Linked DNA regions of Homo sapiens: regions 1 and 2 are each linked to region 3. A link is a loop called in an ENCODE intact Hi-C map of the cell type or tissue named here. Cell type or tissue: B cell. All regions are shown on one strand. Links, peaks and the distances in the headings refer to the core of each region. The heading gives the core; the rest is flanking DNA.

Region 1 (2,500 bases), core at 1-2,500, 110 kb after region 3:
AATTTTATTTAGCTATAACTTTTCCAGAGCCTAACACACAAAGAAAAATATGTAACACATAGCCTTGCAATTACCAAGCCTTTGATGGTTAACCTGGGTTCATCCTAGATTTTCTTTCCTTTCCCGTGACATTAATCCAAATTCATTTGCCTCCCCCCAACATTAATTTTAAAAAGAATTTACGACAGTTTCATTTATATCCCAAAGAATACTGTAAGAATAATAATAATGAGGGCTAAGACTTAAGTGCTTATTATGTGCTAGACACTAACACAAGATATTTACATCTACTAATTCATTTATGAGATAGAGACTTTTACTACCCCTATGACCAATGAAGAAACTTCAGCATACAGATATTGCAAAATGAAGTGAAGCATTGCAGATTTCCTCTGGTTGTAGGCAGAAATCAATGGCAGCAATGCAAGAATTTGGATTGTCCTGCTCATTATGATGGTGACACACTAGCCACCATCTTAGCCCTCAATGAAGGCTTTGAGGCTGAAAATACAGTGAAAATGACCAAAGACCTTATTCACATAGGTTTGGCCAAAAAATTAGGATCTAAGAAACTAACCAAGAGATTATTGTCCAAGGGGAATTTGTATAGAGATTCAAGTCCCAGAAAGCCTTAGGGTTAGGACTAACAAAGGGTTGATTAAAACCCTATTTCAGGAATATGCTGTTAGATTCAGCAGGTGATGGGGGTAGGTAGAAAGACAGTGAGGTATGTGCAGGAGCATCTCATGAGTGCCATGTTTAAAGGTGCTGATCCTTTCCTTTCCTTTCCTTTCCTTTCCTTTCCTTTCCTTTCCTTTCCTTTCCTTTCCTTTCCTTTCCTTTCCTCTCCTCTCCTCTCCTCTCCTCTCCTCTCCTCTCCTCTCCTCTCCTCTCCTCTCCTCCCCTCCCCTCCCCTCCCCTCCTTCCCTTCATCCTTTCCTCCTTCCCTTCATCCTTCCCTCCTTCCCTCTTTCCCTCCTCACACCATCTCCCTGCATTTTTCTTTCCTTTCTTTCTTTATATGGCCTGGCCACAATTTGAACTTGTCCAACCATAAATATCTTAGACAAACAAAGACTCTTTTTCTGTTCATCTATGTCTTTGGTCCTGTTGTAGTCACCTTTCATCAAAGTCCACTGAGGACAAACAAATTAGAGGTATACAAGTAGTTTAGTTCCGTTTACTCGAGCTCTACTTACTAGAAGATTTGGGGCTTAAGATCTGCTAATACTATAGAGCTCTTGGGACTTCCTTTGTAATTATTCTTTGCAAATTGTCTTGCTCAAATACCCCACAGGAAGTAGTGTGGCTATTCTTGGATTTCCTACCCAAATACTAAAGGTTAACACCATGTTATAGAAGTTGAGTAAAGTGCTCCTCCGTCCTTAAGGCAACTGAGAAGACTTCAGTTTCAATGTAACTGATCTTCACCTTCAGGAGTTTGAGGAAGGCAGAGACATTTATAGACTCAATCCTAGAATGTTGAGAGGGTATGAAGAGTCATAATTCCTATAGGTCTCCCTAGGGAAAGGAGGAACTCACTTAGTTCTTCTTGAGAGATATTCTGTCTGGGAGAATCACTTGGATGGATGAGTTGACCCCAGCAGGAGTGTAGTGTGGACCTCCCAGAGCTGGGAGACTGAGGGAATTGGTAAGCATCCAGTTGAAGTTCCTGAATTAGGGGAACTTTGGTTGAGAGGTTCTCTCTAAGTTGAGTGTCTCTGAAGAACTCACAAATGAATATGGCTCATGCATCCACCATATCTAGGAGACACCAAAATCTATAAGGTTGGTGCAAAAGTAATTGCAGTTTTTGCTATTCCCTTTTTTTTTAAAAGGCAAAACCCACAATTACTTTTGCACCAACCTATATAGTATGAGGACCATTCCTGCTCCTGTCCACTTCCTTCTCCTCCTCCTCCTAGACCCAAATTAGCTGAAAGCAATAGACACTGAGTGGAGTTGGAGAGGAAGTGTGGATGAAAGTAAATGCTGACTTCACCCAGCTTCCCTACCACATAATTTCCAGTTTTAATATTATATCAGCTCACGCTTTTTAATATTAAATGAGATATTACCGCTAAAAGGGACTAGCATAGCTCTAGGGCTTACCTAAGACTTCATCCATTGGCAAGAAAAGAACTATTTGAGAGAACAGGTTTGAAAAGGAAGTAGAAGGAATAAATGTGATTTCTGCTTAGACTTAACAAATCCAAGTATTTTAATAAAATAGTTAAGGTAGAGAGGCTTCTATAGAAACCAGTAGAAACATGACGGAAAAAACATCTTAGACCTGGGTAAGTACAAACTGGAATATAACCAAGATGACAGATAGGTATAGAAATAAAAATGATAGAGATGCTAGAAATATTATATGTATATACTTATTTATAGTAGAGTTATATTTAAAGTTACTTATACTTGAAAATATATCATTTACATAAACATATATATCTATGTATATGAGTGACAGACAAATAATCAGAAGTAATGGGAAAAA
Region 2 (2,500 bases), core at 1-2,500, 74 kb after region 3:
GTCTGCGGCAAAGTTCAGTAGATAGTGGCTGTGTGTCAGGCCAGAAAAGTTTTCTTTATGAAACCAGAGATTCTGACATGATGACTAGTGACAAAAATAGGATGAATTAGAGATTTTTTGAGCAATTTATTAAACAGCTGGGAAAACCTGGCCCAGAAATAGTGTCTTTTCTAGCTGTCTACATCGTATCCTTTAAACTGACTTGCCAAAGGGTGATTTACTGAGAATTTAATATGATGGAATAAACTTCTGAGATATCACTGCAACCCACACTCTTGTCATAGCAAGAATGAGTTGAAGAAAGGGCTTGGGGGAGGAGTTCCTAGATGTCAGTTCTTTTCCTGGAGGGCTCTGGGCCTGCAGCAGTACCTCTGGGATGGAAAAACCGTGGGCAAGATGACCAGGTGGGCACCAGGGAGTACAGGGCTTTTTGCTTTTTGCTCTGGGAACCTGGAGGAAGAGTCCCCATGACTTAGGCATGTAAGGTGTTGTAATTTCTCTTCCTCTACAAAGTCACTATACAAAGAAGAGACTAAAGTCACATAAATAAAAACAATTCTAGGCTGCAAGATATATCTTGCCCATGTGTTCCCTTTCAATGGCAGAATTTGAGTGGCCTATTAGGAGCCATTTCTTGGGCACATCTCCAAGGGGGGTGCCTGAGCTTCCCCTGGAGTGGGGCCTTGTAACTGTTTTTCCTTTTTGTTGTAACAGATGAGACTCATCGATGCTGACCACTATTTTTAGGCTGCTGGGTCAAGGTTTCTGATACATCATCCTATAAAGTACACTGCAAGTGGGCCCCAAGAAAGAATAAATACCACAGGCAAATCCTATGTTTGAAGTTCCATTGTCTAGAAAGCCTGCAAACTTGGTGTATGTCTCTTTAACCTTTTTAGTAAGAATTTTTTTCTTTTGCTTACAAGTGGTTCTCAACTTGCTCTACAGTAGAATCCCCTGGGAGCATTAAAAAACATCTCTGGAGCCCCATTACCAGAGATTTTGATTCAGTTAGTCTGGGTTGGTGTATAGGCATCAGTATGTCTTAAATATTGTCCAGATGGTTCTAATGTGCAGTCAATAGTTGAGAACTCTGGCCTCTAATGCAGTGGTCTCTGGACCAGCAGCAGCAGCACCTGGAACTTGTTAGAAATATACAGCCTTGGGCTCTGCCTCTCACTTGCTGAATCAGAAGCCTAGGGGTAGCTCCTAGCCAGCTGTGGTCTATGAAGCCCTTCAGGTGGTTCTGATGGACCCTACACAATTGTGGCAATTGTGATCGAACTGTATTGCACTACAGTGACTCACAACTTTTCTTGTGCTAGAAAAACACAAAACACCAGAGGAGCTTTGGAAACACCAATTCTCAGGCAGCACCTCAGACCAATAACATCAGAATCTTTGTCAGGCGGTTGCGGGGGATCCCCAGGTGATTGCAACGTGCAGCCAAGGTTGAAAACCCACATTACAAAGTGGTTTCTCCTGAGTAAGGGCTGGGAGGTCATAACTAGAGTCATTAACAGCCTACAAGTTTGTCTAGGAAAGTTTTTGAAAAGGGGTGAGGACTTCCTTGCTGGAAGAGTTGCCTTTTCCTCTTCACAGAGGGCTTGGCTGTGGGCTGTAAGAAATGGCCCTATGGGTCTCCCTTAGTCATCAAACAAGTTATGCAGACCCCAGAGATGAGAGCTGTTTGACTACTGAAGGGTCTCACCTCCAGCAAAGAAACAGAAACAGTGTGGATTGATCTAGATCTTGCTAGGGAAGAGCATTGGCTAAGAAAATAGAGGGCATGGCAACTTCTTTTCTATCCCCTCTCAATTAGTGTCCTGTACCAGTCCAGCTGCATGGCATTTTTGTTTTGAGACAGGGTCTCACTCTGTCACCTCGGCTGGAGTGCAGTGGTGCGATCACAGCTCACTGCAGCCTCAACTTCCTGGACTTAAGTAATCCTACCACCTCAGCCCCTGGAGTAGCTGGGACTACAGGTGTGTCCCACCATGCCTGACTAATTTTTGGTATTTTTTGTGGAGGTGGGGTTTTGCCATGTTGCCCAGGCTGGTCTCAAACTCATGGGTTCAAGTGATCCTCTTGCCTCAGCCTCCCAAAGTGCTAGGATTGCAGGCATGAATCACTGTGCCTAGCTTACATGGCATTCTTACAGCAAAAGGTGCTCCTTGCAGTTGTGCAAAAGGCTGACCCTGCCTAAAATGCTCATCTCATTGCAATGAAAAGAATCAAAATGTGACTTTGTTTAGACAGGGAAGTCACCCATGATTTTGTTATTGAAATACCAGGGGTTCAGTTTAGGTCCTGCTGCTTGCCACGCAGAAAGCCAATCACTGAGACAATGAGTATTGCCAAGCAAGAAGGCTTTAGTCGGGTGCTGCAGCCAAGGGGATGAGAGATCAGTCTGAAATCTGTCTCCCTGACTCACTAAAGTTAGGGGTTTATATAGCAGAAATGTATCTATATTCAGGGAAGCAGGAATTAGGGAGTGGTA
Region 3 (11,492 bases), core at 5,546-8,045:
GAGGATTGCTTGAACCCGGGAGGCGGAGGTTGCGGTGAGCTGAGATCACGCACTCCAGCCTGGGTGACAGAGTGAGACTCTGTCTCAAAAAAAAAAAAAAAAAAGACAACAGAAAATTAATAGATATAGGAAGCCCCAAGATGAACTTCTGATTTCTGATTCTTCTTGAGTCAAAACTCACCTGAGCAGGGCTTTGGAATAGTTACTTCTCTGGTCCCACCTGGATTTCTCTTTCATTCTGTTCCAGTTCAGCCCATTTGGTTCCAGGTGTCCTACAGAGATGCTGCCCTGCCCTGTGTAGCTGGGAACTCCCTAACTCAATGTTCAATGGCAGGAACATTTCAGTCTCTGTGCCTGCAGCTGTTCCAAGTTAAATAAAACCCTTTTTCAGCTGTGATGGAGAGTACTTTGCTCTAGTGCTTTCTGCAAAAATACTTGTTGCCAGTTATTTATAAGTTTGGAAATGAAATGATTTTTTTTTCTTTTTTCTTTTTTTTCCAGACGGAGTCTCGCTCTGTCACCCAGGCTTGAGTGCAGTGGCGCCATCTCAGCTCACTGCAACCTCCACCACCCGGGCTCAAGAGATTCTCCTGCCTCAGCGTCCTTAGTAGCTGGGATTATGGGCATGTGCCATCACGCCCGGCTAATTTTTGTGTTTTTAGTGGAGACAAAGTTTCACCATATTGGCCAGGCTGGTCTTGAACTCCTGACCTCAGATGATCCGCCCGCCTCGGTCTCCCAAAGTGCTGGGATTACAGGCGTGAGCCACCCCGCCCGGCTAAGGGAATTCCTTTCTTATGATGTGTGTTTATTACACACAAATATAAAGGGCATTAAACTTCCTGTGTAACTCCCTTAAGCTTCTTCCCTAAGGCTTGGAGATTTTCTCTTTTAGCATTTTACTCTTGTGAGCTGTTAAAGTCCCCTGGCAACTTTATGAACTGATTAAACACTCTCTTCAACTTTTCATTTCTTCTCCAAACAACAGTGAAAATGGAAATAATGGCAAAAATAGTTACCATTTATAGAGTACTTACCACAGGCCAAGAATTCTGTTCTTTTCACATACTTTTAAAAATTTATCTTTCAGAAAAATGCTATAGTTATTTATATTCTCATATAAGGAAACAAGCATGCAGAAAGTAATGTACCCTAGGCCAGGTGTGGTGACTCACACCTCTAATCCCAGCACTCTGGGAGGCCGAGGTGGGCGACTCACCTGAGGTCAGGAGTTTGAGACCAGCGTGACCAACATGGAGAAACCCCATCTCTACTAAAAATACAAAAATTAGCTGGGCGTGGTGGTGTGCACCTGTAATCCCAGCTACTTGGGAGGCTGAGGCAGGAGAATTGCTTGAACCCAGGAGGTGGATGTTGCAGTGAGCTGAGGTAGCACGATGACACTCTAGCCTGGGCAACTGAATGAGACTCCATTTCAAAAAAACAAAACAAAACAAAACAAAAACCACACACACTCACAAAAATGAAAGTAATGTGCCCTAGGCCACTCAAAGTAAATGACAGTTTTAGAAATCCAACCAATGGCTGCCTGACTCCAAGGTGCCTTGATTCTAACCTCAGTAAATTTTCAGATCTGTCTCTTCCAGGGCTCACTGCAGCCAGAATACTTTCTGAGCTGGAGCGATAGTGACCAGAGCCAAATTCACCTTCATTGTAATGAAATTAAGTCAAGGGCTAGTGTTGCCCAGTGGATGGAGGATTTCCGCCTTCAGATAGCAAGCGCTCTAATGACCTCTGTTTCACTGATCAGTGCCCATCGAGGTTGCCTCTTTAAAAATTATTTACAGGGGCCGGGCGTGGTGGCTCATGCCTGTAATCCCAGCACTTTGGGAGGCCGAGGCAGGTGGATCATGGGGTCAGGTGATTGATACCATCCTGGCTAACATGGTGAAACCATGTCTCTACTAAAAATACAAAAAAAATTAGCTGGGCATGGTGGCCGGCACCTGTAGTCCCAGCTACTCGGGAGGCTGAGGCAGGAGAATGGCATGAACCCGGGAGGCGGAGCTGGCAGTGAGCTGAGACTGCGCCACTGCACTCTAGCCTGGGTGACAGAGCGAGACTCCATCTCAAAAAAAAAAAAAAAATTATTTACAGGGGCCAGGTGCGGTGGCTCATGCCTGTAATCCTAGCACTTTGGGAGGCCGAGGCAGGCAGATCACCTGAGGTCAGGAGTTCGAGATCAGCCTGGCCAATGTAGTGAAACCCCCTTTCTACTAAAAATACGAAAAAAAATTAGCCAGTCATGGTGACTGGTGCCTGTAATCCCAGCGACTCTGGAGGCTGAGGCAGGAGAATTGCTTGAACCCAGAAGGGGGAGGTTGCAGTGAGCCGAGATCTCGCCACTGCACTCCCACCTTGGTGACAGAGTGAAACTCCATCTCAAGAAGAAAAAAAAAAATTATTTACAGGGAGGTCCAAGAGATATCCAGCATCATGGAAAGAATTTATTGCTCTGCATTAGATAGTCTCAGATGACTAATGCCAGTGAAATGGATGCATCTCATGATGATGAATTTTTTTTTTTTTTTTTTTTGAGATGGAGTCTCGCTCTGTCGCCCAGGCTGGGGTGCAGTGGCGCAAGCTCTGCTCACTGTAAGCTCTGCCTCCCAGGTTCACACCATTCTCCTGCCTCAGCCTCCCGAGTAGCTGAGTAGCTGGGACTACAGGCGTCCGCCACCATGCCCGGCTAATTTTTTGTATTTTTTAATAGAGACGGGGTTTCACAGTGTTAGCCAGGATGGTCTCAATCTCATGACCTCGTGATCCACCCACCTCAGCCTTCCAAAGTGCTGGGACTACAGGCGTGAGCCACTGCGCCCGGCCAATGATGATGATTTTTTTTAGGTGGAGCTTATTTCTTGACTTTGTAACCAAAATGTCAGAATCTTAGACTTTTCTTAAAAGATGTTTTTATTCCTCTGGTGGGTACAAGGAGCCATCTTTCCTGGTTACACTCTGCTTGTAATGAAAAGCCCTTTTCTCAAAACTTGACTAGACTCCAGATGTACCTTCTTCTTTGGGAACTTGAAAGAAATGCAAATTCTTTGGCCTCGAACCAGATGTACTGAATCTGAGACTTAGGGGGCGGGGCCCCACAATCTGTGTTTTGAGAAGCCCTCCAGGTGAGTGAGCTGTGCGCTCAAGTTTGAGAAGCACAGGGTGTAGTCACTCACACAGCTCCTCTTGCCCACTCACCCTCCCAGGCAACGTCAGCCACCCCCGAGGCTTCAGTGGCTTCCAGATCTGATCTGCAGCCCAGGCTGCCTTTCTTTTTTTTTTTTTTTTTTTGAGACGGAGTCTCACTCTGTCGCCCAGGCTGGAGTGCAATGGCACGATCTCGGCTCACTGCAACCTCCGCCTCCTGGGTTCAAGCAATTCTCCTGCCTCAGCCTCCAGAGTCGCTGGGATTACAGGCCTGTGCCACCACACCCGGCTAATTTTGTATTTTTAATAGAAACTGGGTTTCTTCATGTTGGTCAGGCTGGTCTCAAACTCCTGACCTCAGGTGATCTGCCCGCCTCGTCCTCCCAAAGTGCTGGGATTACAGGCGTGAGCCACCGCGCCCGACCCGGGCTGGCTTTCTGAGCTGTAGACTTATTATAAACACCTGTCCAATGACACTGCTACTTGGATATGTCACAAGGACCTCAAATTCAGCATCTTAGTAAGTATTTATGTTTCAACTTAAGTGGTGTTTTCTCATTGGACTAGGTTTGTCTGACTTGCCATCTCTGCTATTACCCTGTATTAAAATTCCTTATGTAAACTATGCGTTCCACCACACCAGGAGCTCCGTGAAGGCAGGGATGGGATCGGTTTAGGTATGGCTCACTTAGGATCACAGCTAATATTAACTGTGTGAATGAATGAAAGCTCCTGTATTCTCTCTACCAGAGGTAGACAAATTGTGGTCCATATGCCAAATCCAGCCCATGGCCTGTTTTGTAAATAAAGTTTTATTGGAACACGGCCGTGCCCATTTATTCATATGTGGTCTAAGGCTGCTTTTGCGCTACAGTGGCAGAGTTGAGTAGTTGCTACAGAAACTTTACGACCTGCAAAGTCTAAAATATTTACTATCTGGTCCTGTATAGAAAAAGTTTGCTCCAAGGGCCTCCCTGATATGTCTCCAGGAAGGCCAGGCCCAGGTACTCTTCTGTGTTGTGATTACACTGAACTCTCTAGAATGCCAGCCTGGCTTGCCAGGACTTCAAGCTGCCTCCTAGCTAGCAGAAATGCACCTGAGCAAAACCCAGTTTTATAGGGGAAAAACTACTGAGGGGCTCAGAACTTATAAAGGAGCTTTGGCATTTACATAAACCCCATTTCCAGAGAGGAGAAGGCTGGAGACTAATGGCCCAGTTCCTTAACACATCAAGTCCACACACTTTAATGTATACATTTTCAAGAAGAATTAACAGATTACTGAGATTACCAGATGCGGTGGTGCATGCCTGTAATCCCAGCACTTTGGGAGGCCTAGGCGGGTGGATCACCTGAGGTTAGGAGTTTGAGACCAGCCTGGCCAACATGGTGAAACCCCGTCTCTACTAAAAATACAAAAATTAGCCGGGTGTGGTGGTGGGCACCTGTAATCCCAGCTACTCGAGAGGCTGAGGCAGGAGAATTGCTTGAACCCCGGAGACGGAGGTTGCAGTGAGCCGAGATTGCGCCACTGCACTCCAGCCTGGGTGACAAAGTGAGACTCCATCTCAAAATAAAATAAAATAAAATAAAATAAAATAAAATAAAATAAAATAAAATAAAATAAAATAAAATAATATCAAATAAAATAAAAGAGATGACTGAGTATTCCTTCAATGCAGTGGTTGCTATGTAATTTTGATTAACTTTATTAGCCAGGGTATTTTACAACTCTAAGAGGTAGAGGTTAACTTGCAGAAAAGGAATAATAATATGAAGATTCTTATTTGAAGGTTTTGTAAATGATTCTAGCCCATAACAATGAAAATGCATTTTGCATTGGAGAGATATAATTTTTTACTGTCTTGTAGAAAAGATGATTTATATAGTTTGTTGTGTAGTAGTATATTAACCAGCTTTGCATATATTAGCAAATTTGTTTCAGCATTCCTTTGACTGGACTGACAATGTAAATCTCAATTCTTCAAGTTCTCCTTTGAACCAGTTTTAACCTATTTCTGGTTCCCTTGTTTAATGAATGATTTGAATCAAACCATTGACATGTTCATTTTATATTTGTATGTTTCTAAAGTTTTTGAAAATTATAAATATAACCTAGTGATCCTTTCATGATTTGCTGTGGGCAGCTGAGCAGGAAGGGCCTCATGGCAGGCAGGGAGGGAAGATGACGCTGTGTGACACTCAGCAGCGGTGGGAAGGTGAAGCACTGCGGTCCGAAGTCAACATTCTTCAAAAAGGCCACGTGAAAAGAGTACTGATCATGAACATTTGAAAGCGGTCACAGTCTTCATCTAGTAAACATTTAGGATTTATGAACGATTCTGTGTTGGTGCTGGGAAGAAACGTTAAGATTTCTTTGTCGCTTGGGATTTTTAACTTTCAGGATTTGTGACATGAAGTTCTCTTGTTTATGGCGGCTGCTTCTTTTTCCACAAAACGGGGATACAGGGCAACTCCAGGTGCTGTTGTACTTGCTGCGAACGCTTAGTTGCCCCGGCAGACACTATGGCTAGATATTTCCTAGGGCTGGAGCTGTGAGGCCATCTTAGCCATGGCTATCAGTCTGAGAAGATACATCTTGTTCTGTATATGGGACCCCCACAAGTGTTTGAGGTGTTTGGTTCTATGTCTGCCAGAGAGAGCTCCCATTGGTGAGGGGGCCCTTTCAAAGCCATCTCTGCCTGGGATCCATTTCCACATCCATCACCTCCGGAGCAACGGTCAGATGGCAGGCATTAATCCACACTGTGGGGATGAATCACCTCCCCAAGACGGCATCCACTTACAACAACCCACTTCTCATCTCCCCTCATAAAGACAACTGTCTGCCGTGGTTAAACTCACTCCATAACCTAGTATTTTCTTCTCTGTTCAGGCCACCTCTGAGCCTGCACTGGAAGGATGCCCTCACAATGTGAGAATCTACAGGGCAGGCCAGGGAAGCTGACAGGCTCTGTGCTCCAGTGGAGGCCGTACAGTTGGGTATCTAGGTGCCACCTTACTTCTCTGCAACTTCAATGTCCCCTGCATCACTGCTGTGTGCCCTTAGAAGTCTGAGTTGCTCTGGAGGCTACACTTCAGAGCATTCTAGCCTAGAGGGAAATCCAGGGTGGGCAGAAATACATTGTTTGTGGAGACCCCTAGGTCCCCAGGGACCTAGGAGGATGGAAAGGTCATAAAGGGGATGGAAGAGCATCAAAGACACAGTATCCACCTAGCAATTTGAATTAAGGGTTCTCTGCGTAGGCCATAAACCCATTTGTGGGCACGTGAACTGCCACATATCAAAACCATCTCATGCACCTATTCTTTATGTTATTCCACCGTCATTTAGAAGTAAATAATGGCACTCTGACCTTGATTTTGTGATCTTCGTTTAGAAGGTTGAGAAGAATTCTATTTTTCCAGGATGGACAACAGGATGACTGACAAGAAGAAACGTTACAGGATGCTTTGAAAGGAGACTGTGCAATAGCAACATTATGCCACCAGAGGGCAGTGTAGACTTTCTGGAGAATCTGGAGAGGGGAATCAGGTTGGGGCGAGTATGGAAATTTTAGGGGAGAGAACCCGTGGTCAGACGCAAATTTCAAGTAGAGTTTTACTTGCTAAAATCAGAATAAAAAACCAACCTTCGCAGGAGAGCCCTGCCTTTCATTCTGTTCTGTGTGCTCCTACGGATCAGAACTGAGACCTGCGAAGTCAGGAGCAGGTTTCAGGAGGATTCCTGACATCAGGTTGCCGACTGGGAAGGTCTAGGGAGGGTGTCCAGGGCAGCAGAGGGTGGAGGGAGAACCTTGAAGGGTGTGTGTGGAGAAGAATTTCCCTCTACACTCTAAGGAGTTGGTAGCTGAGTCTATGAAATAAACTATCAGGCCCTGCACGGTGGCTCATGCCTGTAATCCCAGCACTTTGGGAGGCTGAGGTGGAAGGATGGCTTGAGCCTAGCTGTTTGAGACCGGCTTGGGTAACATCGTGAGACCCTGTCTCTACAAAAACCAAAAAAATTAGTGGGCTGGTGGTACATGCCTATAGTCCCAGCTACCTGGGAGGCTGAGGTGGGAGGATTACTTGAGCCCAGGATTTCCAGGCTGTCGTAAGCTATGATGGCACCACTGCACTCCAGCCTTGGCAACAAAGCAAGACCCTGTCTCTAAAAAAAATTTAAAAAATAGGTTGGAGGCAGTGACTCATACCTATAATCCCAGCACTTTGGGAGGCTGAGGTGGGAGGATCGCTTGAGTCCAGGAGTTTGAGACCAGCCTGGGCAACATAGTAAGATCACTTCTTTAACAAAAAAATAAATAGCCGGGCGGGGTGGTGGCGTGCTGTAGTCCCAGGTACTCAGGAACCTGAGGCGGGAGGATCATCTGATCCTGGGATGTTGAGGCTTCAGTGAGCTGCGATTGTGCCACTGCACTCCAGCCTGGGTAACAGAGCAAGACCTTGTCTCAAAAACAAAAACAAACAAACAAACAAACAAGCAAACACCTGCCAGGCTCATACCTGCAATCCTAACATCTAATACTTTTGGAAGGCTGAGGTTGGAAGATCACTTAAGGCTGGGAATTTGAGACCAGCCTGGGCAACAAAGTGAAACCCCATTTACACACACACACACACAGCAGGTGAATTACATGAGCAAAGGCACACAAATTTATTATGTGCACTGGGGCATCACAGGAAAGAAAAGGGAACACTTTCAAACCAGTGAGACTGAGGAGCTTGAATACCCTCCTCATGGTGGAGAGGGGTGGGGAGGTGCAGGCAACTTAGAGGAGAATTAATGGTTTTGGGGAGAGATGAATTGGACCTCAGAAGCAGAGATAATGGTTTGTGACAAAGTTTGTCCAGCTCTGGGGTATTCTTGTCTCCTCTCCTGGGATAGAAGTTAATCCTCCTTAGTCCCTATTTATTTATTTTTTATTCTTTAAGTTCTGGGATACATGTGCAGAACATGCAGGTTTGTTACATAGGTATACACGTGCCATGGTGGTTTGCTGCACCCATCAACCCGTCATCAACATTAGGTATTTCTCCTGATGCTCTCCCTCCCCCAGCCCCCACACCTCAACAGGCCCTGGTGTGTGATATTCCCCTCCCTGTGTCCATGTGCTCTCATTGTACATCTCCCACTTATGAGTGAGAACATGTGGTGTTTGGTTTTCTGTTCCTGAGTTAGTTTGTTGAGAATGATGGTTTCCAGCTTCATTCATGTCCCTGCAAAGAACATGAACTTATCCTTTTTTATGACTGCATGGTATTTCATGGTATATATGTGCCACACTTTCTTTATCTGGTCTATCGTTAATGGGCGTTTGGATTGGTTCCAAGTCTTTGCTATTGTGAACAGTGTTGCAATAAACATACATGTGCATGTGTCTTTATAGTAGAATGATTTATAATTCTTTGGGTATGTACCCAGTAATGGTATGACCCAGTAATGGCTGAGTCAAATGGTATTTCTGGTTCTGGATCCTTGAGGAATTGCCACACTGTCTTCCACAATGGTTAAACTAATTTACAGTCCCACCAACAGTGTAAAAGTGTTCATATTTCTCCACATCCTCTCCAGCATCTGTTGTTTCCTGACTTTTTAATGATCGCCATTCTAACTGGCGTGAGATGGTATCTCATCGTGGTTTTCATTTGCATTTTTCTGATGACCAGTGGTGATGAGCATTTTTTCGTATGTTTGTTGGCTGCATAAATGTCTTCTTTTGAGAAGTGTCTGTTCATACTCTTTGCCCACTTTTTGATGGGGTTGTTTTTTTCTTGTTAATTTATGTTCTTTGTAGATTCTGGATATGAGCCCTTTGTCAGGTGGATAGATTGCAAAATTTTTCTCCCATTCTCTAGGTTGCCTGTACACTCTGATGATAGTTTCTTTTGCTGTGCAGAAGCTCTTTAGTTTAATTAGATCCCATTTGTCAAATCTGGTTTTTGTTTCCATTGCTTTCGGTGTTTTAGTCATGAAGTCTTTGCCCATGCCTATGTCCTGAATGGTATTGCTATGTTTTCTTCCAGGGTTTTTATGGTTTTAGGTCTTACATTTAAGTCTTTAATCCGTGTTGAGTTAATTTTTTTTAAGGTGTAAGGAATGGGTCCAGTTTCAGTTTTCTGCATATGGCTAGCTAGTTTTCCCAACACCATTTATTAAATAGAGAATCCTTTCCCCATTGCTTGCTTTTGTCAGGTTTTTCAAAGATCAGATGGTTGTAGATGTGTGGCGTTATTTCTGAGGCCTCTGTTCTGTTCCACTGATCTATATATCTGTTTTGGTACCAGTACCATGCTGTTTTGGTTACCATAGGCTTGTAGTATTGTTTAAAGTCAGGTAGTGTGATGCCTTCAGCTTTGTTCTTTTTGCTTAGGATTATCTTGGCTATACGGGCTCTTTTATGGTTCCACATGAGATTTAAAGTAGTTTTTTCTAATTCTGTGAAGAAAGTCAATGGTAGCTGGATGGGGATAGCATTGAATCTATAAATTACTTTGGGCAGTATGGCCATTTTCATGATATTGATTCTTCCTACCCATGAGCATGGAATGTTCTTCCATTTGTTTGTGTCTTCTTTTATTTCATTGAGAAGTGGTTTGTAATTCTCCTTGAAAAGGTCCTTCACATCCCTTGTAAGTTGGATTCCTAGGTATTTTATTCTTTTTGTAGCAATCGTGAATGGGAGTTCACTCATAATTTGGCTCTCTGTTTGTCTATTATTGGTGTGTAGGAATGCTTGTGATTTTTGCACATTGATTTTGTATCCTGAGACTTTGCTGAAGTTGCTTATCAGCTTAAGGAGATTTTGGGCTGAGATGATGGGGTTTTCTAAATATACAATCATGTCATTTGCAGAGACAATTTGACTTCCTCTCTTCTTATTTGAATACCCTTTCTTTCTTTCTTTTTTTTTTTGAGACGGAGTTTCACTCTTGTTCCCCAGGCTGGAGTGCAATGGCGCGATCTCGGCTCACTGCAACCTCTGCCTCCTGGGTTCAAGTGATTCCCCTGCCTCAGCCTCCCGAGTAGCTGGGATTCCAGGCATGCACCACCATGCCTGGCTAATTTTGTATTTTTTTTAGTACAGACAGGGTTTCTCCATGTTGGTCAGGCTGGTCTCAAACTCCCGACCTCAGGTGATCCGCCTGCCTCGGCCTCCCAAAGTGCTGGGATTACAGGCATGAGCCACCGCGCCTGGCTGAGTACCCTTCATTTCTTTCTCTTGTCTGATTTCCCTGGCCAGAACTTCCAATACTATGTTGAATAGGAGTGGTGAGAGAGGGCATGCTTGTCTTAGACTGGTTTTCAAAGGCAATGCTTCCAGCTTTTGCCCATTCAGTATGATATTGGCTGTGGGTTTGTCATAAATATTGTTTATGACACTCTTATTGTTTTGAGATACGTCCCATTGATATCTATTTTATTGAGAGTTTTTAGCATGAAGTGGTGTTAAATTTTATTGAAGGGCTTTTCTGCATCTATTGAGATAGTCATGTGGTTTTTGTCATTGGTTCTGTTTATGTGATGGATTACGTTTATTGATTTGTGTATATTGAACCAGACTTGCATCCCAGGGATGAAGCCAACTTGACTGTGGTGGATAAACTTTTTGATGTGCTGCTGGATTCGGTGTGCCAGTATTTTATTGAGGATTTTTGCATCGATGTTCACCAGGGATATTGGCCTGAAATTTCCTTTTTTGTTGTTGTTGTTGTTGTGTCGCTGCCAGGTTTTGGTATCAGGATGATGCTGCCCTCATAAAATGAGTTGGGGAGGAGTCCCTCTTTTTCTATTGTTTGGAATAGCTTCAGAAATAGTGGTACCAGCTCCTCTTTGTATCTCTGGTAGAATTTGACTGTGAATCCATCTGGTCCTGGGCTTTTTTTGGTTGGTAGCCTATTAATTACTGCCTCAATTTCAGAACCTGTTATTGGTCTATTCAGGGATTCGACTTCTTCCTGGTTTAGTCCTGGGAGAGTGTATGTGTCCAGGAATTTATCCATTTCTTCTCGATTTTCTATTATATTTGTGTAGAGATGTCTATAGTATTCTCTGATGGTAGTTTGTATTTCTGTGGGATCGGTGATGATATCCCGTTTATCGTTTTTTATTGTGTCTATTTGATTCTTCTCTGTTTTCTTCTTTATAAGTCTGGCTTGTGGTCTGTTTTGTTGATCTTTTCAAAAAACCAGCTCCTGGATTCACTGATTTTTTGAAGGATTTTTCGTGTCTGTATCTCCTTCAGTTCTGCTGTGATCTTAGTTATATCTTGTCTTCTGCTAGCTTTTGAATTTGTTTGCTC

The links. A loop is a pair of places that touch in the nucleus more often than their neighbours do. Peaks named below come from ENCODE experiments on the same cell type or tissue, not always from the same donor. Only the 100,000 strongest peaks of a DNase experiment are listed, where the experiment ranks them.
Region 1: it touches region 3 in a loop (4-fold over the local background); 3 of 110 quality-filtered maps call a loop at or near these places.
Region 2: it touches region 3 in a loop (2.7-fold over the local background); 4 of 110 quality-filtered maps call a loop at or near these places.

Annotation. Positions count from the first base shown.
Region 1 is chr2:230,495,891-230,498,390 of GRCh38, reverse strand. All of the region lies in intron 18 of SP100 (SP100 nuclear antigen), which reads right to left. The region is part of intron 3 of LOC101928816 (a long non-coding RNA gene); the gene reads left to right. Among named protein-coding and RNA genes, the nearest start is that of SP100, 81 kb to the right of the region's middle. In B cell, for the core only: no CTCF peak of the experiment used is centred there; a DNase peak (open chromatin) is centred at 1,420; H3K4me3 peaks cover 1,191 bases; H3K27ac peaks cover 2,329 bases.
Region 2 is chr2:230,536,619-230,539,118 of GRCh38, reverse strand. The region is part of intron 24 of SP100 (SP100 nuclear antigen); the gene reads right to left. Among named protein-coding and RNA genes, the nearest start is that of SP100, 120 kb to the right of the region's middle. In B cell, for the core only: no CTCF peak of the experiment used is centred there; a DNase peak (open chromatin) is centred at 1,438; H3K27ac peaks cover 2,138 bases.
Region 3 is chr2:230,606,741-230,618,232 of GRCh38, reverse strand. No RefSeq gene overlaps it. Among named protein-coding and RNA genes, the nearest start is that of LINC01907, 88 kb to the left of the region's middle. RefSeq lists enhancers at 2,928-3,047, 6,865-6,924. In B cell, for the core only: CTCF peaks have their summits at 6,481 and 6,691 (motif pointing right); DNase peaks (open chromatin) are centred at 6,692 and 7,862; H3K4me3 peaks cover 503 bases; H3K27ac peaks cover 1,437 bases.